2 separate regions of the Mus musculus genome follow, and region 2 is linked to region 1. The links are chromatin contacts, found by POLR2A ChIA-PET in ENCODE. All regions are on one chromosome and are shown on one strand. Each heading gives the region's core, a stretch centred on a gene start or an enhancer-like site at or near the end of the contact. The rest is flanking DNA. Distances are from core to core; before and after follow the strand shown.

Evidence for each region. ChIA-PET counts read pairs that join two places held with the same protein, here RNA polymerase II (POLR2A).
Region 2: POLR2A ChIA-PET joins it to region 1 with 6 read pairs in embryonic stem cell. The contact joins the promoter of 4930524O05Rik here to the promoter of Ddb1 in region 1. POLR2A ChIA-PET finds 5 or more read pairs at or near these places in 4 of 5 experiments (Patski and embryonic stem cell).

The regions. Positions count from the first base shown.
Region 1 is chr19:10,602,892-10,608,761 of GRCm38, reverse strand. Ddb1 (damage specific DNA binding protein 1) reads right to left here and starts at 3,165. Exons shown (of 27, transcript NM_015735.2): 1 at 2,996-3,165; 2 at 1,769-1,917; 3 at 853-969; 4 at 290-511. The coding sequence starts at 3,056. It overlaps Tkfc (triokinase, FMN cyclase), which reads left to right and starts at 4,504. Exons shown (of 17, transcript NM_145496.1): 1 at 4,504-4,594. The coding sequence starts at 4,592.
Region 2 is chr19:10,644,905-10,650,774 of GRCm38, reverse strand. It overlaps 4930524O05Rik (RIKEN cDNA 4930524O05 gene), which reads left to right and starts at 2,722. Exons shown (of 3, transcript NR_045316.1): 1 at 2,722-2,839; 2 at 3,730-3,941; 3 at 4,820-5,081. It overlaps Vwce (von Willebrand factor C and EGF domains), which reads right to left. Exons shown (of 20, transcript NM_027913.2): 7 at 5,653-5,781; 8 at 3,823-4,241; 9 at 3,650-3,743; 10 at 2,267-2,349; 11 at 127-214.

The DNA of each region.
Region 1 (5,870 bases), core at 1,916-4,415:
CCCAGGCCTACTACTGGAGTGTAATCTCAGGATTAAAACCTGCTATAAACCTGACAGCATTCGCTACCCCCAAACAAGTAGTAGTACACACACACAAAAAAAAAGGGTGTGTGTGTGTGTGTATGTCAAGGGTCAGCTCTGACCCGTATTAACTGTTTTTTTAAATGTTTCAGAAATAGTCAACACTTCTCCTAGCCTGCTACCAAACCCAGACACACACATTCCTTTGGCAAGCATCCCACTCCCATCATTCCAAACCAGCTTCTCCCTCTCTTCTCAGCTCATGTACCTGGTAGACAAAGCAAATGGTAGGTGCTTGACAACCATACAGGAACTTGACATCAATGACGTGCAGTTCCTCTAGGCGGATGTTAAAGGCCTTGAGCTCTTTATTGTCTCGGTCTAGTGGAATGACCTTGAAAAGGCCATCGTAGAGTCGAAGGCCAATCATACGGCACTCAGGGTCAATGATGCCAATGATGCCAGTCTCCGAGGGGCGACCAATGCGGTCCTGAGGGGGGAAAAACTGGAATTAGGGTAGGGAAGCTCACTCAAAGCAGCAGAAGATACTGGGTACAAAGCTTTCCCAGGCAGATATAGGTTATAAGACCACCCAACATGCCAGGAACCCAAACATGAGCACATTGTCGTTCCATCGTCCGTCCCCCACCCCCACGCTGTGAGTGAATTTTTCACTTTCCCTTGGAATATCAAAACAATTCAAGCCATGTGGGCGTTCTCCATTTCTCTGATTACACAGAGTGACACCCTGACAGTTAACTGCTGCTCATCACTGCATCATGACAGCAGTCCTTGCAGGAAAAACTGATCAGCCTGAAGCAGCCACCTCACCTGGACATTGCCATGGGCTCTTGTAATGATGTCAATGCTTTCGCCACTCTGCTTATACTCCAAGATACAGGCATTGTATTTAGCAGTCAAGATGAACAGCAGGTCTTTGCTCTCCCCCTGGAATATTATCAAGAGATTCTTTCAAAAGCAGGAACAACCTGTTCAGCCTTAACACCATTCTTTAAGTATTCTAAGCTTTTAAAGAATCTTCCAAGTTCTACTCGCCACACAGAGGAAATACTAAGCGAGCCTGTAACATGTACTAAGCTCGCACAAGACCCTAAGGGGATGTACAAAAGGCCAGGACTGAGGCTGGTAAGCATCTAGGCCTTGCAATTTCAGCTCTCTTTCTCTCTGCTCTACAAGCAAAGTCCTCTATAATTCACCTCATTCTATTCAAGATTTGAGAAGAGAATGAAATGTTTCTCCTTCACCTATGTATGTGGAGAGAAAGTAATCTGTAGTAATAACAAGCAAAGCTACAATAGATCTTTACTAACAGTCCTCAAAAACATTCATGGTTTTTTGGGGTTTTTTTGTTTTGGATACAGTTGAATTACAATTGTTCTAATAGTAATGAAACTGTTAAGCTAACAGGATGTGCTTACTCTGTGAAAATCAATCATTTTATCTTCACAGTACTCTACGGGAGAGGGCACCGTTACGCCCATTTGTAAACGGGGAAATCAAGGCTTTCAAAGGTGCTTTACATGAGATGACTAAGAAATGAAGCTAGGATTAACACTACAACCTCTGCGGCATTAACCCACAAGCTCCTTCAGGTTCTCTTCCCTAATAACTCTCTCCTTCTGGGATTCTGGTTACAGACTGCCATTCCCAAAGAGTTTCTACTTAAGCCTTCACCCATCCCATTTAAACTCTGCACCCAAGGGTTCCTTCAGGGCCCGTCCCTTACCTTGGGCCTGAAGAGCTCCATGACTGCAATCTTCCCGTACATTCCCACCTCTTTGACTGGCCGAAGACCCTCCGCAGTGACCACATAGATCTCTAATCTTGTGTTTTTAGCAATCAACAGGTTCAGATCTTCCGCTGAAGTAAAGTGTCCTGAAAGAAGAGAGCCTCTAACTTTGGAAGCTGGAGGATAGGCCTTTCAGGTACCTCTAAATAAATCTACCTAAGGACCTCGCCTCCTCACCAAATGAAGCACCTCAATGTCTTGCTTCACACACTCAACAAAGCTATAGTCTTAATCAGACTTTTAAAAATGTACTGTCGACTGGGCAACAACAGCCTGGCCTTCAACAAACTATGACCACGAAAATTCTTCGGATGGTTGTTGGGTTTTCCTTTCTAAATTACAACAGCAGACTGTAATTGACGCTAATGGAGAAAGCCTGTGTTTCCTTGAGTTCCCATCCAGAAAGATAAAGCGAAGAAAATTTCCCAGAGCCTTCAGTGTTGTCCTTTTATCTCCCAAGCAATCTACCAACACCACCCAGCCCTCTGTAGCTCTCTCTGAACAAGAAACTTTTGTTCTGAAATGATTAGCATTTACGTAAATACACGAATTTAAGTAGCTGAAAATATGAGTTCAAGATGAATGTTCTTTGGTTTGGGATGTAACTGCCGATAAAGAGCCACGCACACAAACAAGGCAAAGCTCGCACACTGACGGGCCAACCAAACCTTGTTCTCCAGCAGCGCCCTGGAGTAAACAACAGCCCCAGGCAAAAGGGTGGGTCTGGAGAGGGCCGGGGGGGGGGGGGTGCAGACATTGCTCAAATTCCTCAACCTCCTGGACATCCACCGGAAAATTATGAACTCAAAACTTGCCCCATTATCATCTCCCCTTTCCCCTGACCACATGGGGCAAGTTTGAAGACTCAATCAACCACGCACACAACTCACACTTCGCTCTCCGTCCCATCAGGCCTGGACCAATCCTCAATAACAAGTGACCTCCTATGAGCAAAAAAGGACCCAGAATAGCTGCTTCCGCTGCCCAAAAGGCGCGTGGTGGGAACAGCTCCTTTGAGATCGCGAGCTAAGGGGGACGTTCCGCGACTGCCAGCGCCTTCCATTCCCGGAGCCCAAGTTTTTGCTCCCGCCGCCCCTGGGGCCGCTGGCCTCCCTAGGCCTGGGATCCCTCCCTTGCCCGGGTCTCCGGCCGGGGCAATCTCACCGGTCACACAGCCGTTCACTGCAGTAGGCTTCTGCGCCGTTACGACGTAGTTGTACGACATATTGAGGCCTTGGGTTGGCCCGTGGGGCGCCTAGAGCGACGATAGAGAGACGGGCGCGAGCGAAGAGACTGAGAACCCCCACCCTCACGCAGCCAACTCCGTGGCTGCTGCCTCCGCCCCTGAGACACGTTGCAGGCCAGAGAGGCCAGGCGCAGAGGATCACGGGACGGCCTCACCTGGCCTCTTGGAGGACTTACGGAGCCCGAGGCGGCCAACCAAGCGAGGCCCCGCCCCCTGAGGTCCCGCCTTCTCCTAACCGCCAGAGGTCGCAGTACCCGGATGAGAGCGAGAGTACCGGTACGCAGGCAGAACTGGCCTCCTCTTTGGTCTGCTACGCCCTAAGTGGCCGCCTGCTGGCTTCCCAGCCCAGATCCGCGCCCCTTCCTCAGATTCTGCCTCCTTCCTTCCTCCATAGCTCCAGGCGTCCTCGGGGTTTTCCCTCTTTTAAAACAGGAAGGGCTGCGGAGGACTAGACTGGGGATAAGAGGTGACCATCTGTGCACATCCCAGAGTAGAATCGTGCTTTCCTTTGCTTAATTCTTCGAGCTCCTCCTGATCCCTCGAATGCCCTCAACTGACTTTAGAACAATCATCCCAGCCTCACACATCACCTGGGGGTGTGTTTGCTCACCTCTTTTAATTTCTCCAGAAACGAAAGGACTCTCCACTAAATTACTTGATAGCACTATTAGTGCCTCTACTGCGATACAAATTCTAAGCTCAAATACAACGCAGGAATTTCACAGGAAGAGCCTAAACACCCAGGTGACTAGTGCAATCAGCCCCGCAGATGCAGGTCCCAGGCTTCATCAGACAGCCTCCATGTCCCCAACCCCAAAGGAGGAGCAGCAGAAGCCTAGTCCTGAAGCATCTCCAGAATGCCGGAGGAGGAGAGCTAACTCCCTATTTTACAAATGAGGCAGAGATCAGTGTAGCTAGGTTTGAACCAGGTGGAACTGAAGATGATTTGTACCTCCCCAGCTGGCACTCGACTTGACTCTGGGAAACTGGTTGACTAAGGGGAAACATTAGGCTTTGTAGCAAGACTAGACATGGGCTCAAGTCCTAACTCTCAGCAACACAATCTTAGACAACTCACTAGAGCTTTCAGTCTGTGTTCCAGAAGTAAAATAGGATCACAGAGCTGACTCACTACTAGTGTGGCCAGCCAGAAAGGTAAAGGTCTTTGTACATTTTCTCCTTCCCAGCTTTAAGCTGGACATGATTCCAAACACTGCCTTCTGGCTAAGTGGGGGTGTGAACTTTGGTCAGTCCCCACGCTCCTCTCCATTCCTAGCCCACGAACTAGAGTTTGGACTTGGATCAAAGTCTGAGGCAGCTCCCTAATTCTTAAGGCACAGGCACGGGAGGCATGACATTGCCAATCGGCTGCCCATACCTTCAGCAACTCAAGTCCTTTCCACTCCTGCAGGTGCTGCTGTCTCTACTTCAGACCTGGTAGCAGTCAGGACCGTCCACCCGGCGGCATCTCAGAGCAGAAGTGTGAGCTCAGCTTGTTTCAGAACTTTCCCACCATGGTGAGTCCTGTGGGAGCCACAATAGAGGGACGACCATGGGGAACCCCACTCTGGACACCCGGACTCTCTCTAGTCCCCATCTGAGACGATGCTGCCTCTTGGGGTTCAGAAGACAAGAATTTCATTTTGTATCTCCAGCTTAATCCCCGTTCCCTTTCCTGTGGGCGGGGCACTGGGCCAAGCCAGGTCTGAGGTTAACCTGAGGCACCCTGAAACCCCTATGGCTAGGATCTCAGGCACGCATTTAGATCAGAACAACAAGTTACTTGCTGTGTGATAAGTCACTTTGCTAGTCAAGGAGGGAACCTGGAGGAATGATCGGGCCCTTGTTCCTCAGCCTGGGCATGTGTGGGCTGCTCCCAGAGCAGGGAACTGCAATGTGGGAGGCTCTCAGTGTCCCCGGGGTTTGCTTTAAAACTGATCTTGAACAGATCTGGGCTCGATTTCAGCCTCGTGCCCATCACTGTGTTACTACTATGCCAAAGGCTTCACTTCTCCGGGTCTCTCCTCTCGCCAACCTCATCTGCAGTATGGCAGACTAAGACCTGCTAGCACATGGCCTGGCCGCACAGTGTTGATCAGACTAGAATCCTAGTGGCCTAGTCTGTACCTCCCCTTTCTTGCCTTTCCTTTCCCTTGTGTTACTGGGAAACAGGCATGGCTCTGGTGCAGGAATGATTGGGAATCTCTTGGAGGGAGACTCAGTGATCCCTCTTTCCCCACCCTGTGCCTGTGACTTCAGCCACTTGGGAAAACAGCATGTGGCTGGGATGAACCTGGAGGGTCTAGGCACTGGCTGGCTGTGTGACTTTGTGCACAGTCATTTGTTGTGCTTCAGTTTTCTGCTGTTTGTACTAATCTTACCTCCAAAGGGTTATTGGGGAAATTAAATTAGACATATTCATACTTAGAAATGGGTCTGGCTCTTAGTGCGTAAGAAATGGAGCTCATTTTATTCTGCTTGTTGTCTGTTGACCTAGGCCACTCTCGTCATCCTTAAGTAGGTGTTATGGCCTTGGCCCTTGTTAAATGAAGGAAAGCCTGGCAGGAAGACATCAGCGCTTCATTTTGCATAAAGGCTCAGAAAAAAGAGGCAGGAAGTGTGTTTTGCGGAGACCTGGGTCAGGCTGCGATCACTAGGTGGCGCCAGCAGTCTCTTCTGGATCCACTTTGAGGCTCGCTCTTCCTGCCTCCTGAGGACAAAGGCTGCTGGCTACATCCCATCCCGGAACAGTTATTTAGCTAGCTCCAGCTTTTCAAAGCCTGTTCACAAAAG
Region 2 (5,870 bases), core at 1,473-3,972, 42 kb before region 1:
ATGAGTAGCTGAGATCTACCACCTCTCTAAGGCAGGAGGAGGTCGCCCCTCTCCTGCCTCAATACACACTCCAGAGGCACTTCTCCCTCATACCCCAAAAAACAAAATTCCCCAAGTGTCACCTACCTGGAACACAAGTACAGCAATCTGACTGTGGGGAAGCCTTGCAGGGACCAGGGGGACACTCGGGAGAGATACAAGAAACATTTCCAGCCTGAGGAGGCAAAAGATGGTGATGGGGACAAGCGTGGGACCAGGTTCACTGCCAACCATGCCTTTAATCCCAGCATGTAGGAGGCAGAGACAGGCAGATTTCTGTGAGCTTGAGGCTAGCCTGCTCTACATTGCAAGTTTCAGGCCAGACAGGGCTACCTAATAAGACTTTATTCACAAAAGATAGATAGATAGATAGATAGATAGATAGATAGATAGATAGATAGATAGATAGATAGATAGATAGATAGATAGATAGAAAGAAGCTGGAGAGATGAATCTGTGGTTAAAACCCCTTTCTACTCCTAGAAGAGACAGGAGTTTGGTTCCCAGCACCCACATCAGGCAGCTCACAATAGCCTGTAACTCTAGCTCTAAGAGATCTGATACCAGTGCTGGAGAGATGGCTCAGGGGTTAAGAGCACTGACTGCTCTTCCAGAGGTCTTGAGGTCAATTCCCAGCAACCACATGGTGGCTCGCAACCATCTGTAATGGGATCTGATGCCCTCTTCTGGTTTGTCTGAAGACAGTGACAGTGCACTCATAAATAAAATAAAAAGATCTTAAAGAGAGAGGGAGAGATGAGGGGGAGAAGGAGAAGAGAGGGAGAAGGGAAAAGAGGAGGGAGGACAGGAGGAAGGTCCTCTTGGAGCACCTCTACATACACATACACATATATGTTAGTTGGGGAAATGGCTCAGCAGTGGAGAACACTTCTTGCTCCTGTAGGAGAATCAGGTTCAGTCCCCAGCTCCCACAGTGTACCTCACAGCCATCTGTAACTCCAGTTCCAGGGTATTTAACACTGTTGTCTGGCCTCTGAGGGCACCAGGCACATAAGTAGTGCATAGACACACATGTGAGCAAAACACCCATACAAATAAAAACATATCAATAAATCTTTTTAAAATAAATAACTAAAATGTCAAAATAATAAAGTACTTTTTTTTTTTGAGAAAGAGTCTAACTATGTAGCCCTACCTGTCCTGTCCTGGAACTCAACATGTAGACCAGGATGGCCTCAAACTCAAGAGATATGCTTGCTTGTCTTCCAAGTGCTGAGATTAGAGACATGTGGCACCATACCCAGTATACAATACACCTTTACAAGTAATTTTTAAGTTAAAATTTAAAAAGTGTCCACCATTGGAACCATCTAGACCTGAGTTCCACTATCTATGCATCTCCTAACAAGACTTTCGGCAAAGGGACATCACATCTCCAGGATCTTCTAACATGGGTGGAATCAGTGCCTGTCTTACCACATAAAATTGGAAGAATGCACACAAATTCCTCTCCTCCTCATGCTTAACATACAGGAAGAGCTAGATGAATGCTACTGGCATTCTCTGCGTCTCTGATCACACACCACCCCATCAGCAATTGTGGCCAGCTCTGGAGCTGTGTTTAAAGGTAGCCAGAGCATGGCAGCAACGGTTGGTAGACAAAGCCTGGAACAGACCACTGTTCAAACCCCAGCTCCACCAGCTTCCAGCCTCCATCTTTGAATCTACAGATCCAGGACCCACCCTGCATTTTCTGGGAGCCTCTGGTTAAGAAACAGGGGAAGGGCATCAAATCTGTGCCTGACACCCAGTGGGTGCCCAGAATTAAATTCACACAGGCAGCATCTGACACATGATTACTCTCCGAGGAGTGTAATCATGCCAGAAGCAAAAATACTCAAGAAGCCCAGGGCTTAATGAGGTTGCTCTCACCCAGATGTGGACACCTTTGTTGTGGTAATAAATATTTTGCCTGGAGAAAGCAGGCTCCTTGGGGAAGTTCCTGAGAGAGTTCTACCCTTCCCTTCCCAAATAGATGGACCCTGTTCTGCCCTGGCTCTCGCATGCACAGCAGATACCCTCCACAGCCATTGGCCAGAGCTTGGATGCTTCCAATGACCTTCTCAAACTCAATAGTTTTAGATTCAAAGCCTTGCATCAAGCTCCCTTCCAAGGAGAAGTTCATCTTCAACATCCAGTCTGTTCCCCTCCTTGACAACCCCCAAAGGTTAAGACAACATGCGGTGGTGAATCCCGGGTTGCTTACCAGACAGACACACACAGTACAGTTCTCCTCAGGAGGTGAAAACACATCCCCTTCGGCTCGGATAGCGCCACTGTGAAAGCAGCCTTTGAAAGACAAACAGGAGGTGGGGAACGTCAGCCTCCTCAAAGGACAGGAAACCAGGTCTCTTCTCTTTGAGGCGTAATACTTCTGGAACATTCTCTCACCACCCTGGATGTGCCAGCAGTGGCAGACATAGGTCCCTTGAACTGGGTGGTCCTAGGACTGCTGGGAAACAGCACAGGAGACAGATGCAAGAGTAGCTACAGTGGCTGTGAGGGTGTGCCTTGAAGTGTGTCCTGAGAAAGGGGCATTTCGTTCCCACCACACAGGAGACGCTATGTTCCGAACCTAGAGTTCTAGCTCCGTTTACCCAAGTAGCCCTGCCCACGTCACGATGCCTCTCTGTGACTCAGCTATTCTCACCATAATAGGGAAATATCACTATGTAGCCAGCAGGAGACCTGAAAGGATCCAAAATCTCGGTTATAAAGAGAACTCAGCTCTTTCCTTCAGGGCCCCATACATAGGTGGAACATGGTAGAAAACGGAAATGTAAGACAGCAATGTAGGCACTGCCTCGGCAGACCCTGGAAAGATTTTTGGTTTTATGGTGCTGCAGATTGAATTAGGACTTCCCTCACACATAGTAGGCAAGCCCCAGCCCCAGCCCCAGCCCCAGCCCCAGCCCCAGCCCCAGCCCCAGCCCCAGCCCCAGCCCCAGCCCCAGCCCCAGCCCCAGCCCCAGGCCCATAGCCCCAGCCCCAGCCTATGGGAGGAAAGTGAAATGATTGTCCTCCAGCAATGTAGGGTAGGTAGGACTGGGGAAGGAAGTCAACAGAATGCATGTGCACTGAAAGGAAGGAAGGAAGGAAGGAAGGAAGGAAGGAAAGGAAAGGAAAGGAAAGGAAAGGAAAGGAAAGGAAAGGAAAGGAAAGGAAAGGAAAGGAAAGGAAAGGAAAGGAAAGGAAAGGAAAGGAAAGGAGGAAGGAGGGAGGGAAGGATGAATAGAAGAGGAACAAAGGAGGGAGGGAGGAGGGAGGGAGAAAAGGAAGGAGGAAAGAATGAATGGAAGGAAGGAGGAAGGGGAGGAGGAAGAAGGAAGGAAAGAAGGCAGGCAGGCAGGATGGGCCAAGAAGAGCAGCCTGCTAGAAGGTTTTCCTTGAAGAGCTCTTCAGCATAGACAAATGGTTCTCAAAGTGAGATTCCAGATCAGCAGCAGCAGTGTAGTGTTGTATGTTCTCAGGCCCCACCCATGAACCTCCAAGTCAGATTTCCAGGTGACACCAAGAACTGATTGCAGGAGAAGTTGAATAATAAATAGCCCCTGGGCTGCAAAAGGCTAGAGGAAGAAAGAGCTCTTACCAGTGCAAGAGGGGCAGCACCCCCCATCTCTCGGGGGAACTGGGTGGGAACAGGTAGCGTCACACCTTACTCCTCCACAGGTCACCTCTCCATCCTGAATGCACAAACAGGAGTTGCAGTGGTGGGCAGAACCTAGACACTCCCCCAAGGCAGCCTGGGGACTTCACACCTACCTGGCACAAGCACTGAGAACATCCGGGCTGGTTCCAGCGGCTGCCTGATTCATACGTGGCTCCCAGGTGCCAACAGGAAGAGGACCCTGCTCCCAGCTTTGGGCTTTCAGGACCCCTAGGTGAGGAAGGGGTCCCTACAGCCCCCTGGAGGAGTGAGGGGGGTCCAAGGGTCCCCAGTGGGGAGGAACTTGGCACTGGAGTGGATATCAACTGTGTGGGAAAGAATGTGGGTAGGACCTGGGTGGTAGATGGCTGACTGATTGTTCTAACTCCAGTGGGGTATCCTGGGGCCCCTGGAGGAGGGCTGTGTCCTGGGGACAGGGCAGGCCGGCCTGCCTCAGGGAGGAGCAGGGACATCTTAGCAGGATGCTGTCGGGGCTGCAGGATGGCAGATGGGGCCAGAACGGCCTTCGGGAAAGCTGAAATGGAAGCACAGGGTCTCCTAAGGAAGGCAGCAGGGGCAGGAAGTGGGGTTCGAGAGGCCTAAACAGGTCCTCAGCCACATAAAGTAACAGGCTGTGACCTACTGAGGCCACAGCGACAGCCACAAGGGAAGAAGGCTGGGAAAACACTAATGGGCAAGAAAAGATCCTAAACCAGTAACAAGGAGGTCCGGCAGCCCAAGACTCAGCTGCCCTTCCTTCCTTAACAGCTATAAGGGAACACAAGTTTTCCTGAGGCTGGAAGGCCTTCAGGGTCCATCCTGGAAACAACTCTCCCCAACTGCTCTGGGCTGGGGTTTCATTGCGTCCCCTGCTTCCCATCTAGCTATGGCTTCCCTGCAGTGGAGCTAGGGCTCAGGATGAGGGCTCAGCGGAGGGTTCCCTGCAGTGGCACTGTCTGGTCACCTTGAGGGAGGAGGCTCCTGCCCACACGTAAAGACCTGGGAACTGAACCGGCATTTCCCCTACAGATGAACATCTACTGCACCTCGTCACAAAAACGGAGAATCCCCTTATGGCTGTTTTTTGTTTTTTCCTTTTTTTACCATTTGTAGGCAATAGCTGGCGACAGTGAAAAGGGAAAGGACTGCATAAAGAAGTTGAAGAATGGGGCTGGAGAGCCATCTCAGAGGTTAAGGGCACAGGCTTCTCTTGCAGAGGAGCTGGTTCTGTTCCCAGCAGTCACATGGTGACTCATACAATCCACAGCCCCAGTCCCAGGAGGTCACTTCTTGGCCCTTCTGGAGCATGTGGTACACATACAAACCAGCAGGCAAAACCCTTATAATATACATAAAATAAATCTTTCTAAAAGCCCCAACCCTTTTATTAAAAATAAAGGGAAAGAAAGAAAGAAGGAAGGAAAGAAAGAAAGAAAGAAAGAAAGAAAGAAAGAAAGAAAGAAAGAAAGAGAGAGAAAGAAAAGGAAAAAAAATCCAGGATGGAGAAATGGTTGCTATTGCAGAGGACCCAGGTTTGGTTCCAAGCACCCACATGATGCTGTAACCCCAGTTCTAGGGGATCTAACAACCTCTTCTGACTTCCACAGGCACCAGACACACACATATAAATAGGCAAAATACTCATATGCATAAACATTTTTTTTGTAAGTACATTTTTAAAATGTAAGGGAACAGGGAAAGCGAGAAAGAAAGCGGGGGGCATTGGTAGTGACAAACAAAAAGAACTGGAAAAAAGGCGGGATTTAAAGAACGAGTTTGGCAAAGAGGGGGCCTGTGGTTAGGGGGTGAGGTCTGGTACCTCAAGGGCAGAACCAAGATCTTTAAGATATGGTTTGGAGTCAGGAGAACAAGATCTATGGAGTGGGCTTTTGTGCTGAGAAGGCAGGACTAAGAGCTAGAGGGTAGGGCTAGGGCCTGGTGCTCACCTTCACAGGACACACGGTCAGATCGAAGCCTGAAACCAGGTCTACAGGTGCACAGGAAGCTGCCCACAGTGTTGTGGCAGGTGTGGTGACAGACTCTCCTCTCTTGTGGCCGCCGACACTCGTTGACATCTGTGGGAGAGCCTTGCTGCCTTACCTTGGCCATGGAGCCCTTTCTCATCCCCTTCCTGAATGCTGAAGACTGGGAGAGTTCAGCTGCA